Regions from separate parts of the Homo sapiens genome. Here region 2 is linked to region 1. The links are chromatin contacts, found by Hi-C or POLR2A ChIA-PET in ENCODE. All regions are on one chromosome and are shown on one strand. The core of a region is the stretch at or near the end of the contact, and the rest is flanking DNA. Distances in the headings are between cores, read along the strand shown.

Region 1 (5,057 bases), core at 1,247-3,746:
TCATCACAACCCAAAGGAAACAGACCCAGAGAGGTTTAGGAATTTGTCAAAAATCACATATTTCAAGAAAGGAATCAGGATTTGAACCTAAGTCTGTTCACCCAGAAGCCCTTTCTTTATGCATTACTCATGAAGCTTTCCATTAAAAATGAGTCAATGGAGCTGGGTGCAGTGGCTCATGCCTGCAATCCCAGCACTTTGGGAGGCCAAGATGAGAGGATCTCTTGAACCCAGGAGTTCGAGACCAGTCTGGGCAACTTGGTGAGACCGCCACCCCCCACCCCCCACCCCCCTGCCATCTCTATGAAAAAATAATTAATTAATTAATTTTAAAAGGAGTCAATGGTTTAGGTCTTCATTCCTAAAGATTTCCATTTAGAAAGGAGATCCTAAATCCCAATGTGACACCTCATTTTAACATCCCGAGTCTTAATCAACAGTAAGGCTCTCTCATTGCAAATCTAGTTTTCAATTGTTTTGAGGCCATTTTCTCTTTGAGAAGCCCAAGGGAAGAGAGAAACTCACCAGTTTCTTTCTTTTCTACCCTTCATATAAGGTATTTCACATTTCCCAACCTACGTTGAGAAGGCAGGGACATTTTAGAGTCAGGCACAAAGTAGGTGCTCAAGGCTGGGTGTGGTGGCTCTCACCTGTAATCCCAGCACTTTGGGAGGCTGAGGCGGGCAGATCACATGACATTAGGAGTTCAAGACCAGCCTGACCAACATGGAGAAACCCTGTCTCTACTCAAAATACAAAATTAGCCAGGAGTGGTGGCACATGCCTGTAATCTCAGCTACTCGGGAGGCTGAGGCAGGAGAATCACTTGAACCCAGGAGGCAGAGGTTGCAGTGAACTGAGATCACACCACTGCACTCCAGCCTGGGCAACAAGAGCAAAACTCCATCTCAAAAAAAAAAGAAAAAAAAAACATGCGCAACAAAAATGTGTTGCATGAATGAAGAAACAAGTGAGAAATCTCTAATGTACTTCACAGATCAGATGAACTCCACGCCGCTCTGCCCCTGCCTACTCTGCTTGCTTTTCTTTGTTTTTTTGCTTTTTGTTTTTTGTTTTTGAGACGGAGTTTCACTCTTGCTGCCCAGGCTGGAGTGCAGTGGCCCGATCTCGGCTCATTGCAACCTCCGTCTCCCAGGTTCAAGCGATTCTCCTGCCTCAGCCTCCCGAGTAGCTAGGATTACAGGCGCCCACCACCACGCCCAGCTAATTTTGTATTTTGAGTAGAGACAGGGTTTCTCCATGTTGGTCAGGCTGGTCTCGAACTCCCGACCTCAGGTGATCCATCGACCTCGGCCTCCCAAAGTGCTGGGATTACATGCGTGAGCCGCCGCACCCAGCCTGCTTGCTTTTCTTTGACTCCCATGTCTTAACCCCAGTGTTTCTCAAACAAGAGTGTTGCAATGGCATTCTGAGGACATTGTGGAGTTGAAGTGGCCTTGGTATGTGGTGACATCCTAGGTTTCTTCAATCCTCATTCCCTTGAGACACTTTTTGACCAAGAGGCTAGAGTAGAGTTATCTTCGGGGGCGGAACTGCTGAGGATGAGAATAGGCAGGGGGATGGACGCGCACCTGCAGCCCTCACACATTGTAACACTCGGTCAAAGTCACCAGGTGTCACAGGCAGAGGAAGGCTGAAGCCCTACTAGACATTCACTGTAAAGACAGGAAACCTGGCCGGGTGCGGTGGCTCACATCTGTAATCCCAACACTTTGGGAGACCAAGGTGGGCAGATCACTTGAGGTCAGAAGTTCAAGACCAGCCTGGCCAACATGGTGAAACCCCATCTCTACTAAATATACAAAAATTAGCTGGGCATGGTGGTGCATGCCTGTAATCCCAGCTACTCAGGAGGCTGAGGCAGGAGAATCCCTTGAACCCAGGAGGCAGAGGTTGTAGTGAGCCAAGATCATGCCATTGCACTCCATCCTGGGTGACAGCGTGAGACTCCATTTCAAAAAAAAAAAGACAGGAAACCTGAGCCTAGGGAGTATAGGTCAGACTCCTTTGGTTGCAAATAATGGAAATCCATCTCAAATAATCCTGAGGGAAAAAGGAAGGCATTGCATTGCTCACATCACTTGGAATTTCAGGGATGATGCTGGTTTTAGATATGGATGGATCTAGACATTCAAATAAGGCCTCAACTTTTCTCCCCCTCTGGCCTGTTGTTTTTCTCTCTGTGTTTGCCCGTAGCAGCCCCTCAGCAAGCAGGCTTTTAGCAAATGACTGCTGCTGACAACCCTCAGATCATACCCTTCCAGTTGCACAGAGTTCTAGCCCTTATGTTTAAGTTTGGGGCAGAGAGGCAGGGTGGTCCCAAGGGAGGAAGTAGGAAATGTTTCCTCTTGTCAAAAAATCAAAAGCTTTCTCAGAAGCCCCAGAGTAGACCTCCCCTTAGGTCTTATTGGTAAAGCTGCAAGGGGGGCTGGGGAAGTGGGAAACAGAGCGTCATTATTGGCTTAGGCATGTAAGAATCTACCACCCAGGGCTGGCCACGAAACTGAAACTGGTGTTTCTTTTTCTTTTTCCTTTTTTTTTTTTTTTTTGAGTCAGAGTCTTTCTCTGTCGCCTAGGGTGGAGTGCAGTGGCACCATCTCGGCTGACTGCAACCTCCACCTCCCGGGTTCAAGCAATTCTCCTGCCTCAGCCTCCCAAGTAGCTGGCACTACAGGTGCATGCCACCACACACGGCTAATTTTTTTGTATTTTTATTAAAGACAGGGTTTCACCATATTGGCCAGGCAGGTCTTGAACTCCTGACCTTGCGATCTGCCCGCCTTGGCCTCCTAAAGTGTTGGGATTACAGGCGTGAGTCACCGCGCCCGGCTTTTTTTTTTTTTTTTTTTTTTTTTTTTAAGACAGAGTTTCGCTTTTGTTGCCCAGGCTGAAGTGCAATGGTGTGATCTCGGCTCACTGTAACCTCTACCTTGTGGGTTCAAGCGATTCTCCTGTCTGAGCCTCCTGAGTAGCTGGGTTTACAGGCACCCACCACCACACCCAGTTAATTTTTTGTATTTTTAGTAGAGACGGGGTTTCACTATGTTGGCCAGGCTGGTCTCAAACTCCTGACCTCAGGCAATCCACCTGCCTTGGCCTCCCACAGTTCTGGGATTACAGGCATGAGCCACCACGTCCAGCCTCTTTTTCTTTCTTTCTTTCTTTCTTTCTTTTTTTTTTTGAGATGGGTCTTGCTCTGTCACCCAGGCTGGAGTGTAGTGGCACAATCTCAGCTTACTGCAGCCTCATCCGCCCAGGCTCAAGCAATCCTCCTACCTCAGCTTCCCAAGGAGCTGGGACTACAGGCGCGCACCACCACACCCAGCTAATTTTTGTATTTTTTGTAGAGATGGTGTATCACTACATTACCCAGCTGGTCTCAAACTCCTGAACTCAAGCAATCCTCCTGCCTTGGCCTCCCAGAGTGCTAGGATTATAGGCATGAGCCACTGTGCCCAGCAAAACTGGTATTTCCTGAGCCAGGAAGGAGGGAGACTGCATTGGGTAGGTCACTAATGGTGTCTACCACAAGAAAATATTGTGAGGCAACCTCACCAGATCTTGTTTTTGTTTTTGTTTTTTTGAGACTGAGTCTCGCTTTGTCGCCCAGACAGGAGTGCACTGGCCCGATCTCAGCTCACTGCAACATCCGCAGGTTGAATCATCCCAAGTTCAAGTGATTCTTCTGCCTCAGCCTCCCAAGTAGCTGGGATTACAGGCGCGCACCATCATGCCCGGCTAATTTTTTGTATTTTTAGTAGAGATGGGGTTTCACCATGCTGACCAGGCTGGTCTCAAACTCCTGAGCTCAAGTGATCCGTCCCCCTTGGCCTCCCAAAGTGCTAGGATTACAGGAGTAAGCCATGGCACCTGGCCACCAGATCTTGTAACAAGGATGAGGAGAAGTTTTACAGAAGTGGAAATGCTAGCTAGCCAGAAACAACTAATGTGCACATTAGAGTTGGGGAACAAGGAGTGAAAGTCAGGAAAAGTGAGTTGAATCAGGGTAGGTGGGCATGGCTCGAAAGGAGAGGATGGTCCAGCTGTGGAAAACACCTGTTGGAACATTTCCGGGAACATACATTTCTTATCTAGAGGATATTCCAGAGCAGGAGCACAACAAATACAGAAAATTCTGGGTGAGCAAGTGACAGGCTCCTCATCACACAAAGAGCCTGAGTTTTTTCTACTGTTTTTGTTCAATCCTCACTCTTTGTTCTCCAAGGTGGCGCTAAACCAAATGAACAAAGATGCAGCTCTGGCCAGGCTCGGTGGCTCACATCTGTAATCCCAGCACTTTGGGAGGCCAAGGCGGGCAGATCACCTGAGGTCAGGAGTTGGAGACCAGCCTGACCAACATGGTGAAACCCCGTTCTCTACTTAAAATACCAAAAATTAACCAGGTGTGGTGGTGAGCGCCTGTAACCTCATCTACTCCAGAGGCTGAGGTAGGAGAATTGCTTGAACCCGGGAGGTGGAGGTTGCAGTGAACCAAGATCGTGCCATCGCATTCCAGCCTGGGCAACAAGAGCAAAACTCCGTCTCAAAAAAAAGAAAAAGAAAAAAAGATGCAACTCAGAAGCACCAAGGAAAGACATGTTCAAAAGTCCTCAGTGGCTCCCTACCAGCCATGAACTCCAGTCCAAATTCTGACTCTGGCCCTACTGTCCTCTCCAGCCTTATCTCTCACTGTAACTCCTCCTCCACCCACTTACAGCAGCTCCTTGCAGCTCCCTAAATCCAGCCCAGACTTTCCTGACTCCAGGATTTTGTCCCTGCTGTCCTCTGTGCCCTTTCCTAGCTGTGATGTCTCTGTGCCTCCGTTTTCTTATCTATAAAATAGGAAGTTCCTCCAAGTTATTGTGAGGTTTACAAAAATGAAATAAAACATGTTACGTGCTTAGAATACTGCCTGGCACACTTTAAATACTCACTATATGTTAACTATTATTATTATTCATGAATCACTGGTTGTTTGTTTGTTTGTTTTCTGAGATGGAGTTTCACTCTTGTTGCCCAGCCTGGAGTGCAATGGA
Region 2 (5,057 bases), core at 1,429-3,928, 96 kb after region 1:
TGTAATGCCAGCACTTTGGGAGGCCGAGGCAGGCAGATCACTTGAGGTCAGGAGTTCAAGACCAGCCTGACCAACATGGTAAAACTCTGTCTTTACTAAAAATACAAAACAATGAGCCAGCCGTGGTGGTGCGAGCCTGTAATCCCAGCTACTTGGGAGGCTGAGGCAGGAGAATCACTTGAACCTGGGAGGCAGAGGTTGCAGCGAGCCTTGATCATGCCACTGCACTCCACCCTGGGTAACAGAGTAAGACCCTGTCTAAAAAAAAAAGCACTTTTGGACTCTATACATGCAAATAACCCTTTTTACTGGATCAACTTTTGATCTTGATTTTTTTTTTTTTTAAACAGGGTCTCTGTTGCCCAGTAATGTGATCTCAGCTAGCTCACTGCAGCCTCAACCTCCCTGGGCTCAGGTCATCCTCCCTCCCACCTCAGCCTCCAGAGTAGCTGATACTACAGGCATGTACCACCACACCTGGCTAATTTTTGTACTTTATGTAGAGATGGGGTTTCGCCATGTTGCCCAGGCTTGTCTCAAACTCCTGTGCCCGCCTCGAGTTCGAGACCAGCCTGGCTAACATGGCGAGACCATGCTTGGCCCACCTTGTTTTTTAAGACTAATATTGGCCAGGCGCGGTGGCTCACGCCTGTAATCCCAGCATTTTGGGAGGCCAAGGCAGGTGGATCACCTGAGGTCAGGAGTTCAAGACCAGCCTCGCCAACATGGTGAAACCCTGTCTCTACTAAAAATACAAAAATTCGCTGGGCGTGGTGGTGAGCACCTGTAATCCTAGCTACTCGGGAGGCTGAGGCAGGACAATGCTTGAACCCAAAAGACAGAGGCTGCAGTGAGTGGAGATGGTGCCACTTCACTCCAGCCTGGGCAACAGAGTGAGACTCTATCTTAAAAAAGAAAAAAAAAAGACTAATATTAAACATATTTTACTGAGATGAACTTAACTGCCCCTACTGAGGCTACCTGCACATCTGGTTCTTTGTTGATGCCTCCAATTCCACCACTAGAGTTTAATCCCTTTGAATGAGATGGTAAGTGGAGTATATAGATAACGTGCCAATTCCAGTCAGCTGATAGCTCTCTGAATCACTCTGTTGAAAATGATACCGAGGCAGTAGAAAAGGACTCCCACAACTGATTAGCAAGAGAGGGAGGAGGGGCAATGCCCTACCAGTTAAGGTAGTGTATGTTGCCATGACTTACCTCTGGGAAAGGCAATTTATGAAGTTTTTATAGTCATCAGCACCTCAGTGTGAATTACTATAATGTCAACTCATTTCCAGTTATACCAGAGCTAGTTTTAATAGGTAAGGCATTCATATTTTCAGAAGTAAAACTCAGAACATATGGTTCAAGCGAGGATTTTTTTTTTTTTTTTTGAGATGGAGTCTTGCTTTGTCGCCCAGGCTGGAGTGCAGTGGTGCCACCTTGGCTCATTATGGCACCACTGCAACCTCCACCACCCAGGTTCAAGCAATTCTCCTGCCTCAGCCTCCCTAGTAGCTGGGATTACAGGTGCATGCCATCATGCCTGGCTAATTTTTTTTATATTTTTAGTAGACGTGGGGTTTCACCATGTTGGCTAGGCTGGTCTTGAACTCCTGACCTCAAGTGATCTGTCGCCTCAGCCTCCCAAACTGCTGGGATTACAGGCGTGAGCCACCTCGCCCACCTTAGCAAGAGTTTGTTTTGATTTTGTGAATTAAATTACATGTAAGCTCCTACAAAGATACAGAAGTAACATTTAACTAATCATATAATGAATCATAATTGAAATTTACAGAAAATTGGCTGGGCACAGTGGCTTACGCCTGTAATCCCAGCACTTTGGGAGGCCAAGGTGGGGGATCACTTGAGGCCGGGAGTTCGAGACCAGCCTGGCCAACATGGCGAAACCCTATCTCTACTAAAAATACAAAAATGTTGTTAGAGGTACACGCCTGAAATCCCAGCTACTAGGAGGATGAGGCATGAGAATTGCTTGAACCTGGGAGGTGGAGGTTGCAATGAACCAAGATTGCACCTTATACTCCAGCCTGTGTGACAGAGTAAGACTCTGTCTCAAAAAATTTAAAAAAAAATTTTTAAAAGGCCAGGCATGGTCGCTCACACCTGTAATTCCAATACTTTGGGAGGCCGAGATGGGAGGATCACCTGAGGTCAGGAGTTTGAGACCAGCCTGGCCAACATGGTGAAACCCCGTCTCTACTAAAAATATAAAAATTAGCTGGGCGTGGTGGTGCACGCCTGTAGTCCCAGCTACTTGGGAGGCTGAAGCAGGAGAATCACTTGAACCTGGGAGGCGGAGGTTGCAGTGAGCAGAGATCAGGCCACTACACTCCAACCTGGGCGACAGAGTGACACCCTGTCTCAGAAAAAAAAAAAAAAAGTAAAAAAAGAGAAATTTATAGAAAATATTACCTGAAAGGTGAAAACAATCCAGGGTGTATAGTTCCCAAGGATAAGTCCAAAGCACAGGAGGGTCAAGTCTAGGTGGGAGCCCTGGGCTTTCAGGGCCCCTCAAAGGCCCTGGAGTCTAAAGTCATGGTGGTTTCCTAAGTGGGTAGAAAGAATACTGAAAACGGAATTGAGAAGTCACTGACATACTTCATTTATTCCACAATTCTGCTTTTTTTTTTAGAAACAGAGTCTCGTTCTGTCACCCAGGCTGGAGTGCAGCGGCACAGTCATAGCTCATTATAACCTTGAACTTCTGGGCTCAAGGGATCCTCCTGCCCCAGCCTCCCAAGTAGCTGAAACTACAGGTGTACACTACCATACTTGGATAATTTTTTTTTTTTTTGTAGAGATGGAGTCTCACTATGTTGCCCAGGGTGGTCTCAAACTCCTGGGCTCAACCAATCCTCCTGCTTCAGCCTCCCAAAATGCTGGGATTGTAGGTGTGAGCCACCATGCCCAGCTGATATTTTTAACCTATGGGCAAAATGAAAGTAAAGCCATGTTTTCCAAAATATATTCTCAAAGAACAATGGTCCAATGAGTTGCCCCTTGAAAAGAGTATTCTGTATGTCAAAGAGTCTGGAAAGCAGTATCATGCATAAGGCCTTCTTGGAACTTCACAAAGCTATTATATTAATGTCTTTGAAAAGTTCTTCAAGAAAGAAATATGTTTAACTTTATTTATCATCATTTCCCACACTTGTTTAAACCACCAAATTCTTCTTTCAAGGAGTAGCTATCAAGTTGGTTATGAAAATCTGCTTAAAGTTCAATTAACAGTATTGTTCAGCTGAGCGCAGTGGCTCACACCTGTAATCCCAGCACTTTGGGAGGCCAAAGTGGGTGGATCACGAGGTCAGGAGTTCAAGACCAGCCTGGCCAAGATGGTGAAACCCTGTTTCTACTAAAAATAAAACAATTAGCCGGGCGTGGTGTCGGGCACCTGTAATCCCAGGTACTCAGGAGGCTGAGGCAGGATAATCACTTGAACTCAGCAGGCAGAGATTGCAGTCAGCTGAGATCATGCCCCACTGCACTCTAGCCCGGGCAACAGAGCGAAACTCCGTCTCAAAAAAAAAAAAATAAAGAAAAAGTCCGGGCGTGGTGGCTCACGCCTTCGGGAATCCCAGCACTTTGGGAGGCCGAGGCGGGCGGATCACGAGGTCGGATGTTCAAGACCAGCCTCACCAACATGGTGAAACCCCATCTCTACTAAAAGTACAAAAATTAGCCAGGTGTGGTGGTGCGTGCCTGGAATCCCAGCTACTCAGGAGACTGAGGCAGGAGAATCGCTTGAACCTGGGAAGTAGAGGTTGCAGTGAGCAGAGATCGCGCCACTTCACTCCAGTGTGAGCAACAGAGCGAGACTCCATCTGAAAAAAAAAAAAAGTATTTAAATAAAACTTGCTGCACAATATTGGTAACATTCTGCATTTTGTTTCTAAACGAAGTCACTACCTAACCACTAGATGGCAATATGATTCAATTTATGTTATAACCATCCCCCAGAACATTAATAGTTCAAAGGGTATTTGAGTTTTCCAAAAATGCATATATGCACTTATTCATTCATTTAATTATTCCTCAAACATTTATTAGGTAACGTGAAGTTCCCGGAATTCTGATGGATGTTGGAGATAAGACAGTGATCTAAAGCTAAAAAGTGTTCACTGTCAAAAAATGTAATTCCTAGATTCCTATAAAACCGAAACATGCCTCATCAATTTAACATTTTTTTCTGAGAAAAAAATGAAAAAACATTACTACATTAAATATGTACATTGAGGCCGGGCGCGGTGGCTCATGCCTGTAATCCTAGCACTTTGGGAGGCTGAGACGGGTGGATCACTTGAGGTCAGGAGTTCGAGACCAGCCTGGCCAACATGGTAAAACCCCACCTCTACTTGAACCCAGGAGCTGGAGGTTGCAGTGAGCCAAGATTGAGCCACTGCACTCCAGCCTGGGCGACAGAGTGAGATTCTGTCTCAAAATTAATTAATTAATTAATTTAATTTAATAAAAATAAAAATAGCAATCATGTATTTAGCTCATTAATATGCAATTTGGACAGGGCTCAGTGGTCATGACTCATCTGTGCTCTACAAAATATCTGGGACCTGGGGACTTACCAGGCATCTCTCACTTCAAGTAGAATTAGAGTCTCTGTGTGTGGTCTCTCCCTGCAATCTGCCTAGGATGGCCCCGGCGTAGCCAAATTTCTTACATGGCAGCTTGCTTCCCCTATAGCCAGTCTTCAAAGAGAGATGTAGACTCTCTTAAGCTAGGCTGGCACAGCATCACTTTTGCTGTATTATATTCCTTATAGCAGTTACAGAACCCTCCAGATTTAAGGGGAGGGGACAAAGAAGGCTACACTTCTGGATGGGAACAATGTCAAAGAATTTGTGGCCATCTTTCTTTTGCCATATGGATATATGAGATTTGGGTGTTGGGATTAAAAGAGAAAAGTCCAGGGTAATTACTAGATTTCTAGACTGGGCCACAGTGGTGATGTCCACACAGATATAGACTACATGTGAGAGTATATAGTGAGACTATATAGAGAGGGGTAACATTTT

What was found. Hi-C counts contacts between places; a loop is a spot of excess contacts on that map. ChIA-PET counts read pairs that join two places held with the same protein, here RNA polymerase II (POLR2A). Pooled maps may share reads with other maps.
Region 2: a pooled map shows a loop between it and region 1 (3-fold over the local background). The contact joins two enhancer-like sites. A Hi-C loop is called at or near these places in 5 of 50 pooled maps. POLR2A ChIA-PET finds 5 or more read pairs at or near these places in 7 of 52 experiments (AG04449, H1, T-cell and 4 more).

What each region holds. Positions count from the first base shown.
Region 1 is chr11:47,948,015-47,953,071 of GRCh38, reverse strand. No RefSeq gene overlaps it. Among named protein-coding and RNA genes, the nearest start is that of PTPRJ, 30 kb to the left of the region's middle. Within about 2 kb of position 2,496, at least 7 of the 41 ENCODE cell types and tissues checked have a DNase peak (open chromatin) inside an H3K27ac peak, as active enhancers do.
Region 2 is chr11:47,852,437-47,857,493 of GRCh38, reverse strand. No RefSeq gene overlaps it. Among named protein-coding and RNA genes, the nearest start is that of NUP160, 6.6 kb to the right of the region's middle. Within about 2 kb of position 2,678, at least 2 of the 41 ENCODE cell types and tissues checked have a DNase peak (open chromatin) inside an H3K27ac peak, as active enhancers do.